Linked DNA regions of Homo sapiens: region 2 is linked to region 1. The links are chromatin loops, found by intact Hi-C in ENCODE. Cell type or tissue: endothelial cell of umbilical vein. All regions are shown on one strand. Region 1 overlaps LEMD2 (LEM domain nuclear envelope protein 2). Region 2 has its middle 36 kb from the start of MLN.

What was found. Hi-C counts contacts between places; a loop is a spot of excess contacts. Peaks named below come from ENCODE experiments on the same cell type or tissue, not always from the same donor. Only the 100,000 strongest peaks of a DNase experiment are listed, where the experiment ranks them.
Region 2: a loop joins it to region 1, with 4 times the contacts of the local background. A loop is called at or near these places in 9 of 110 quality-filtered maps.

The regions. Positions count from the first base shown.
Region 1 is chr6:33,769,604-33,774,603 of GRCh38, reverse strand. It overlaps LEMD2 (LEM domain nuclear envelope protein 2), which reads left to right. Exons shown (of 9, transcript NM_181336.4): 9 at 1,826-3,391. The coding sequence ends at 1,976. Among named protein-coding and RNA genes, the nearest start is that of LEMD2, 17 kb to the left of the region's middle. RefSeq lists enhancers at 1,061-1,759, 4,294-4,828 and silencers at 2,877-2,946, 2,967-3,016, 4,158-4,452. In endothelial cell of umbilical vein, a CTCF peak has its summit at 2,937 (motif pointing left); DNase peaks (open chromatin) are centred at 2,053 and 3,133; H3K27ac peaks cover 3,074 bases.
Region 2 is chr6:33,837,466-33,842,465 of GRCh38, reverse strand. No RefSeq gene overlaps it. Among named protein-coding and RNA genes, the nearest start is that of MLN, 36 kb to the right of the region's middle. RefSeq lists enhancers at 646-1,580, 1,620-2,819, 2,516-3,450. In endothelial cell of umbilical vein, no CTCF peak of the experiment used is centred here; a DNase peak (open chromatin) is centred at 2,215; H3K27ac peaks cover 1,544 bases.

The DNA.
Region 1 (5,000 bases):
ACAAAAATTAGCCGGGCATGGTGGCATGCACCTGTAATCCCAGCTACTCAGGAGGCTGAGGCATGAGAATCACTTGAACCCAAGAGGTGGAGGTTGCAGTAAGCCGAGATCATGCCATTGCACACCAGCCCGGGTGACAGAGCGAGACCCTGTCTCAAAAAAAAAAAAAAAAATGGGAGACCAAGGCGGGCAGATCACAAGGTCAGGAGTTTGAGACCAGCCTGGCCAATGTGGTGAAACCCCGTCTCTACTAAAAATACAAAAATTAGCCGGGCATGGTGGCAGTCACCTGTAGTCCCAGCTACTCGGGAGGCTGAGTCAGGAGAATCACTTGAACCCGGGAGGCGGAAGTTGCAGTGAGCTGAGATCACACCACTGCACTCCAGCCTGGGTGACACAGTGAGACTCCATCTCAAAAAAAAAAAAAAAAAAAAAGTCAGTGCCTAGCACGTGGGCATCATCCAAGGGTAGCCATTATGCCTTGGGCTTAAATGATATTCCACACACATATTTGCTTAAATAAGAGCATGAGACGGCACTGCAGCTTGCCTGCAGCCGGAGCTACCACCCAAGCCTTCGTGCATTAGCATAGATACCCAGAGCTGCTGCCACTCAGGTAGCCGGCCCTCAGGGTCAGAGCCATGTGAACCCCAGACGCCCATGCTCTGTTTGCTCTCTTGACTTACCTCCCAAGCCACCCAGTCAGTCCAGGCCAAGCTCCCCACGTCAGGAGACATTGGCTAGCCAGTCAGGTCTGCCCTGTAGATGAGGGCCTGCTTGGGAAAGACTGAGGGAGATGAGAAGAACTGGCCTGGGAAGGAGGGGCTGGAGTGAGACACTGCCCACTCAACACTGGCCGCTTCCTGCTCAGGGACCCAGCACCTTGGAGCTCAGTCCCCAGGGAATGTGTGGCCTCGGCCAGACCAGCCAAGTTGGGGCTGCTGAATAGGCCCATGGGGTTTGGTTGGTGACAGGTCCTGACCCCTGGGGAAGCCCTAGCCCCCCCCCCGCCTCCTGACTCACTGGCCACCTCCGTTTGTCCTCCCCTTCTGCTCCCATGCGTACACACTCACAGTCACTGTCTTTCCACGTGTGGTGTCATGGGGAGGTGGGCTGCAGTGATGAGAAAAGGCTGGGGGCTGTGCAATACCATGCTTCACAAAGGGAGAAGATCAAAGTGACCCTCCCCCATGGCTTTGGAACCTTCTTGTCCAGTCTGGAAGGGGGGAAGAAGAGATGAGGGGAAGGCTGTCCAGGGGGGTGCAAGGCCCTAGAGACCCAGCAGAGAAGGGACTCTGGCCACTGAAGGGGCCCTCCGTTGTGGCTCTGGTTCCCTAGAGCAGCTCCAGCTTCTTGGCCTCCCCCGTCTGATGCTTAGCTCATCCCATCCCCTGGAGTGCTGTGGAGCTTAGATGAAACAGCCCAGTGCTCACTCTTCAATGAGCCCACCCAGAGCAGCATCAAGATGCAGTTGGCGGGGTACTGGAACTGGCTTGGCAAGGGCTGCGCAGGCAACAGGTCCCAGCAAGAGTCAGCTAGCCTAGCACAGCCCTGCACACCTGGAGACCTGGGGGTGCTCCAGACACCTCGGCCCTTTAGCTCCCTTTAATTGAATGTGTTTGGATCAGTGAAGGTTGAGGAATCATTTCTCTATGGCCCAAGACGTTTTTCTCCTCTGCAGTTGTCATGTTAGTACCTGCCAGCTTTTCCTCTCTTACATAAATTCCATGCCAGAGCCTGGAAATGTGTGCCCTTTGTAGGAGGGGCATCCACAGGCTGGCTCACCTCGGCAGTGCCAGGCAGAGCCCCGTCCCTCTCATTGCAGGAGGCGCATGAAGCGTGTCTGGGACCGAGCTGTGGAGTTCCTGGCCTCCAACGAATCCCGGATCCAGACGGAGTCCCACCGCGTTGCAGGAGAGGACATGCTGGTGTGGAGATGGACTAAGCCCTCTTCCTTCTCTGACTCAGAGCGATAAGCCCCGGGCGGGGACTTGTTCCCGGTCAGCCTGTCCCAGGACAGCCCACTCCAGAGGCACAGGAGGGTCACCAGGCCTGCGGTGCTGAATTCACACTTGCCTTGACTTTCAGTCTCGTCCTGACACGATTCCAAAGGTCTGCCATACTCTTCAGAGGAGTTCGGCTCGCAGGAAAATGTGGGCTTCCTTTAAAGGGAGGGGGAGAAGCCAGGGTGATAGCCCAGACTCTGCCCTGTTGTGCTGGCAGAAACGGGGAGAAGGGTTGAGTTTTCATGAATAGAAAACAAGAGCAGCAGCTGTCAGGCCCAGCTGACAAGCGTGGGGCTGGTGGGCTGGGGCATGGCCACGCCAGGGAGTCTGTCACCTGGGAGGTGGGGCAGGGATGGTGTTTCGGGTGGCGGGATGGGGAGCAGCTTGGTCCATGTGCCTTCAGGGGGTTGTTACTTGAGAGCTCCAGGGTGAAGGGAGAAAGCCTGTGCTCTGGCTGGCTGGGCCTCTATCCTGAAGAGGGAAGGTGCTAGAAATTAGAACAAGTGACTGTAGGGGGGACCGTCTAGAAACACCAGGCCCAGACACACGGTCCCTCAGGTCAGGAGGAGTGAGCAGCCGGCACAGCCTCCTGGGAGGATCCCGAAGTAGGGACTGGGGCTGAGAGCAGAGAGGAGGGTCGGGCAGCCCCAGGGCGGGCGGGCCCGCCTCAGTGTTGCTTCTCACAGAAGCTGCGACTCTAGACCAGGCCTGCAGCCAGAACGCCGATTCCGGGAGCTTGGGAGCCCTGCGTCAGGGCCCAGAGCCTCGCACTTGCTGTGTGCGAAGATCGCCTTGCTTTACTGTGACCACAGCCCCGACGCGGGGCTGTTTAACAAGAACTTCAGCGCAGCCGGCGTTTCTGTTACCCCGGCCGCGGCTCTTGGCGGCGGGAGAGGCGCAGTGGCTGCAGGCTGCCCCCTGCCGGCCACAAGGGAGCAGCGTCCGCGCCGCCGCCCACCGGCCCTCCCGCCAGCTCCTCAGCCTGCTCCCTGGGAGGCAGGCTCCAGAAGCACCCCGACGGGGGGCCTTATTAAGTGCGAGAAGCCTCTCCAGCGAGTCTTCCCCGTGTGTCCTCATCTGCGGCAGGCAGGAGAGGGGGAGCAAACAGGAAATTCCACAGCTGCCTCCAGAAACATTAACCACCCCTCTCTAGTCTTACTGGTATTTTTTGTTTCCTTAATAAAGCTCCAGTCTCCCTCATTTGAGCAATACTCTCATTTCCTCTGATGTCTGGATGATCGGCAGGGCAGGAATCTGAGCGCTGGCCCCGTGGTGAGGCCATGTTCTCATAATCAGGCTCCAGCCAGAAAAATAAGAAACACCGCAACAGGCTTCAGTATCAGGGCTGAAACTGCTGGATGAATAAACTATTTATTAAAAACGGATGTTTCTTGCCCATGGTTCTTTCCCTTCCCCCAAAGCTATGTCTAAGGAATGGCAATGTGTGGACTCCTTAAGCACCAGCTCTGGGAGGTGGCTGGAAGGGAAGGTGGGAGAGACAGCAGGACGTGGGCTCTGCAGTTCCTCCCAGACCTCTGGCCTCTGCCACCCAGTGACCAGTTCTCGAGTAAGCTGCATAACTCTCACAGCCTCAGTTTCCACATTTGTAACGTGTGATGACCCTGTCTTACAGAGTGGCTATGAGGATTGCAGCATGCAGGGTGCCTCCTTGGTCCCAGTGGGTGGCCAGAAGTGGGGGCTAGTGGGGCCTTTTTCCTTTGGCTCCATTTCTGCCTCCCCTCAAGACCCAGAGGTTCCCCTCAGGTGCTCAGCACCAGCCCTGGGAGGAGGAGGAAGAAAGAACAGGGTGAGGTTGGATGGGGCTTCCCAGCAGCTGGTAGCGTCCCTTCATGAGGCCGACTTCTTTGTCTCCTCTGAGGCCCAACCATAGGGAAGCCCACTCATTGCCCACCCATGCGGTCTGGCAGGCACATGAGGGTTCCCTTGCCAGGGCTGCTGAGTGTGCTTCTGGATCTCACTGCTGTCCTTCCTTTTGCAGAGGCCCCAAGGTCAGTCACCCCAAGAAGGCAGCCAGTCCTGCCATGCCCCATGGGGCTTGTGGGCTGTTGTGGTCACCTTTCCCGTTCACAGTGAGCACCAGCCTGTTATCCTCGTCACTAGAGTCACACAGTTGGGTCCATAGTCAAAGGACCTGGAAACGCAACTCGGGAAAAAATGAGCCTGTCTTTCCCTTTTCTGTTCCTCATGAAAGACTTTCCCTCTGCCACGTTTTGTTTTAAGCCGAGAAGGGAGCTAATGCAAGGCTCTATTTCTGTGAAGCTGTTTGGAGAGCAGGAGCGAGATCAAAATAAACTAAATAACAAAAGGCCCCTGCCAGCCCAGCTTCTTCCTTTCTGGAACACAGAGCGCCTTGGCGCAGAGGCCCCGAGGTGTGTCCTCGGCCTCACTCAGGCTGCAGACATTTCAGAGCAGGCTTTCCACCTTCCTCAGCTTCTCAGGGCCAAGTCCCCTTTCAAGCAGCTCTTATTTCACAAGGGACAGTATGGGGCGGTGGGTTTGTCCAAGGGCATCTGTGGGCTGGAGTGATTGCTGAGATCCCAGTTTCTCTGCCCAAATCCCTTCAGAGAGCTCCCTGGGCTGCAGACCTGTCTTTTCTCGGTGACAGACGGCCCTCTCGGGCCACAGTGGACACCGATAAAGAAGCTTCAGGGGCAGGGAAGGGGAGGCTGTACCCCACAAATCTCAGCCATGGACATCCACCAAGGAGCTCCAGGCCACCTTCCGGAGTCTCGACTCAAGAAGATGGTAAACATGGCCATTTGTCACTGACTTATCATAAGAGCTGCGGTAGCAGCTGTTCCCCCTTAATTAATACACCATTGACTTTGAGCCTCAAAAAAAAAAAAAATCCCTTTGCTGAGGCAGGTGTGTGGACTCAAATCCATTATCCTGTCGGTCTCCCCCAAAAGGAAGGCGCGGGAGAGCGGTTATACAGTTAAGTCACCCAACTGTTCCAAAACAGTCCTCCCCGGG
Region 2 (5,000 bases), 68 kb before region 1:
AAGAAGGGGGCAGGCACAGGACTGCAGGAGAGCTCTTTGCATCCCCTAGAGTAAAGCTGGTGCCCCTGAGGCATTTGGTGGAGGTGAGGGGGGCAGTGCCAATGCCCTCTGGGTCCAGGGACTTGTGGAGGCCAGAAGAGGGTCTCCAGGACCAGGTCACATGCCAGGGAAGGCTTCCTGGTGGAGAAAGCCTCTGAGCTGAGTCCTGAGGAGGCACTGGTGGTACCTAGGCCACACTTGGGTAGGCCGACCCTGTGTATTCAGAGTGTCTTCACCTATGGGGGACTTAACAGAAAGGCAAGACACCGGAAGGGTCTTGAATCCAGAGACCCACCATGAAGTACCCATTAATAATAGATGGATGCAGCAATCAGGGAAGGCTTCCTGGAGGAGGTGAGCCTAAACAAAGCTTGAAAGGAAGGGAGTTAAGAGAGACCATAGACCCTGGTAGACCCCTCACTTCCATGCCCTCATTGCTCCCAGGATCTTTTTCTCCTCAGCCACTGTCTTGGTTTGAAGTTGTACAATTCTCTAATTGTTTCGTTAATGTCACTGGACTACGGGCTCCAAGGTTTTGCTCACCATTGTGACATAGTGAATGTTCAATCAATGTTTTTGGAAGGAATAAGTGAAAGGATGAGTGAATGACTGTTTGACTAGTCCTAACTTCTATGGTCTGGAAGTGGCGTGGGTCTGTCCCATGGAGGGGTGGGAGGCAGTGGGAGGCCCTGGAGATTCTGCAACATAGCTGGAGCTGCACTGGGCTGGACAGAAGATGGTCTGGGGCAGTGGGACAATAAGTGCAGGGATCCTTGTTCTTGTTTCCAGGGGGAAGTGGGGGCTGGGAAGAGGGCACAAGGCTAGGACCCAATGAAGCATGCCATCTGGAACCGTGGGGTGGCTAGAGCTTGCAGGAGATGGGCTTGGAAGGAAAGGGGGCCCAGGATGGATCCAGACCTCACATAGTGTGCACTCCAACCCCACAGCCCCTCTCCCCAGCCCGGGGTCCTCCAGGAGCTGCTGGACCTCTTTCTCCTGTCTTCCCCACTGCCTCCTTGGTCTGATTGTGCAGAGTGATTTGTGGGCCTGAGAAGCTGAATTGTGGGTAAAGCGCTGTCCAAATGTGGAGCAAATTGGAACTGCAGCTCCAGCTGGCGGGCCATCCATCACAGGAAAGGCTCATCAGAACCTCACTGCCCTGCCCAGCCTGGGCCCCTCACTGTGCCTGCCCCAGGGGTGAAGGGGTCTCCTCCTCTCTCCACCTAGGGTCTGAGGGGGCCATGGGTAGCATGGGAGTGGGGGCCTGGGACTGGGGACCTAACTGGAAGAGAGACAGGGAGGAGGAGGACTGACCATTCCTTGCATTTGTAGGGTCTCCTTTAGGCTTTTCCATAGCATTTTTATGCTGATGAATTTCACAGAAGCCTCCCAAGAGGTGTATTATTTATAAGTTGGGAAACTGAGGCACAGTACAATCAGGTGACAGGCCCAAACTTGCACTGCATTAACAGAGACTGGAGCATGAAATTTACAGCTGGAATACCTGGAATTCTTAACAAAGCAGTAGTTTCTTGCAACACGGAAGAATTCAAAAGCAAATAAATATTCCATCTGGCGCAACTCCTAGTTCCTGGAGCTGACACCTTAGTGGCTCCATTACAGACTGATGAGGTGAAGGAGTCACCAAAACACCTATAACCTGCAGGCCCTGCCTTGAGGTACTGTCTCTCCGTGCCAGGAGCTGTTCCCGTTCTAGGAGAACCCTCTCCCTGCCTTTGCCCTGCCCAGCCTCAGACACCCCATTCCTCAGTCCATGTGACGCAGCTCCTGGCCACAGCTGATTAGGCCAGAGGCGGTCACGTGAGCCAGACTATCTCCTCATAGCCTGGCCCTGACCTCTGACTTGGGACCTGCCTGAAAAAGATGAGCTATGCCAATTAGATGCAAGGAATTTGGAATTGGGACCTTGAGCAACCCAATGAGGTAGCAGAGTGAGCCAAGCTGAAAGGTCCCAGGTAACCTCAGGACTCATCTTTCTGAGAGGCCAAACTATCCAGACCCTGCTTACTTTCCCCTGCCTCTCCCTTAACTCTGGATCCAGAAACCTCTGTGTGTGCGTGGAAGAGGGGAGGAAGATGCCACACTTGCTCTCTGTCATCCCACATGCCCCCAAGCTACCAAACTGTTTATCCACATGAGTCATTTCCGTTTCCCCTTGAGGCCTGGGTTTGGAAACTCAGAACCCAAGCACAGACTGCTGTCTCTCTCTTTATGCTGAGTCATCTCTTCCTTGAGACTACAGCTGAGCTGTCCTGCTGACTACTGAACGGAAGCGGCCAAGGTTGGGGATGGAGAGGAGCCGTGGAATATGAATTAACATTCCTATATGTTATCATGTCACACAAGGTTACCTGTGGCCCAGGACCCCAAATGCGGAAGCATCAGGAAGGGAGAAAGCTCCCCTCTGCATGGGAGGGGTGTGTGTGTGTAGGGGGGCCCTCTCTGCAGACCTCTGTGCTCCCGATTTCATTTTTGTGGAGCCCTTCCTGGTTGCCCTGGCCTGGGCCTCTCATGACCTGTTAGATTAGTGCTAAAAGTCCGACTGTTTGTACAAAGTGCGTTTGTATCTGTTTCAATCAGGGTTTAAGTGCAGGAAACAGAAGGCATGTGGGGATTTGAAGCAGAGAGGCAATTAACATGGGGAATTAGGTGCTTAAAAAGTCATTGGAGGTGCTGTAGCAGTTGGCATTAGGCTTGCACCCAGGAATGAGTATGGAACAGCTGAACTGGCCCCATCAGGAAGGGGAGGAATCAGAGCCACCACCGAACACACCACTCTAGCTGCCATCCATCGTCTGAAGCTGCTGTCACCACCATATGACGTCTGGGCCCCATAAAGCTGGTGCCTGGACATTGGAATGCCATGAAGGAAAATTCGTGTGTCCATGAGCCTACCTGCCACCGGCGAATAGCTAACGGATGAGGAAGCTGGCTCTGCCTCACTTCTGCCCTGCAGGCCTCATGTGGGTGTCTGCATTCAGCAGAACCTAGCTCATTAACAAAAACCCTAGGTGCACGGGAGCCACACTGTTGTTAGCTTTGTAGCCTCTGCAGCAGCAGAAGGCAAGGAATGGATGCTGAGTCCAAGCACATATCTCAGAGCCCAATTCCAGATTCCCAAGAGACCCCACAGGCCGACGTGGCCCATCTTTTGCAGCCAGTGTGGGCTGACTGCTCTCAGTTAAGGCCTCGCCTGGGGGGAAGCTGTGTAAACACAGGAGGGGCAGTGGAAGGGGAGCGAGGACTGAAGAGCGAGGTGCATGACTCTGCGTGTGTGCGCACGTATGCACGTGCATGTGCCTGTCTGGGGAAGAGGAGTGGGGGTGGATCTTAGGGGCTGTGAGATGAAGCCCAGCTCTCCCTACATTCTCACAGGGCCTCTTATAACAGGAGCAGCCAGCAGCCACGGAGGCTTCCATCCAGTGGGGAAGTCAGTGGTGGGGTGGACCTCACCCACTCCCAGTCTCTACCTACCCTGGGTCAGCACAGCCATCTCTGATCAGCTCTCAGGGGAGGCTGAAGTCTTTGTCTCTCCTTGAGCTAATTTCTGGGGATCCCAGCATCTTGTATTAATAAAACCGGAGTACCTAGAATGTCCCTCTCTTCAAAATACAGTTGTGACACAAACACTGTGGCTGCAGGTTCCCTGGGGGAACTTTCGCTGGGGTGAGGTGCACTGAGGCTCAGTTCCCCCTGACAGGGGGCCCTGCCTGCAGGCTGCTAGCCCAGGGCAGGACTGAGGGGTTGAGAGATGCCAACCCCAGGAGCTGCTCGGCCTTGTGGCTGCAGCTCCCTCAGCAGAAACCCTTGCCTGTGGAACTGCTCTCTCCCTTTTGCTTGTTAAAGAGTTCATCTGCTGCTACTCCCCGCTCCTGGAAGATGAAGGAACTACCACTCCGGCAGGCGTGGGGAGGCGGGGAGGTGGGAGGGAGCACACACTCCAGGCCAAACACCCGCCTGCCCTGGCATGCAATCCGCAGGGAGACCCGGGAAAGGGAGGCTGCATTCCACAATGTGTCAGGAAGACAAGACAGGCTCTCTCTGCTCCTCTGCCTTGGAGAAGATCTTAGCCCAGTCTGACTTCAGGGTCGACTTGGCCAGAGCCTCACAGAGCCTCACAGAGCCTCAAAAGCTAATGAAGGACTCATCTCCATCGCCTCAACTCAGGATGTCTCCAAGGGAATGACCCCTCCTCCCTCTGCCCGCAAACTACTGCCTCCTGCCGCCTTCCCTGTCTGTGTCACAGCCCCCTCCCCAGTCTATGAGATCTGCTGCTCCATCCCCTGAGACTCCTCTCAGATGTGGCCCTTGCTTGTCATTCCTACCTTTCAACCCACTCCTCTACCTTCATCACCACACCAGCCACCTCCCCCAGGCCTCCCTGCAGCTCCCCTCTCTCCTGTCCCTGGAGGGTTCCCCTGCTGAACACCCCTGGACACCTCCCATTCCCCCGTGACCTGCTAAATGGAGCCCCAGTGCCTCAGCCTTGTCTCGGAGGCTTTCTGAGGCTCACCCCTGGCAAACCGTTCCAGGCTATCTCCCACACACACCCACATTCTTGCCAAACTATATTATGCATCAATTCTCGAATAGTGGGCACATGATGGAAGCTGGCTAATTAGAGCCCTCTCCTGAGACTTTTGCCTGAACTGGTCCTCTGGGATTTGAGCTGTAAAGGACGGTGTGGTAGACTGAAGAAAATGCCTCTCTCCCAATGATATATGCACTTCCTAATACTTGGAACCTGCAAATATTACCTTACATGCCAAAAAAGCAAATGTTGCCTTATATGGCAAAAGATATAATTAAGTTAAGAATCTTGGAAGGAGAAGCTTATTCTGGATAATTTGGGTAGGTCTCGAATGCCATCACAAGTATCCTTTACACACACACAGAGAAGTTAGACACAAAGGAGAAGGCAATGTGAAAACTGAGCAGAC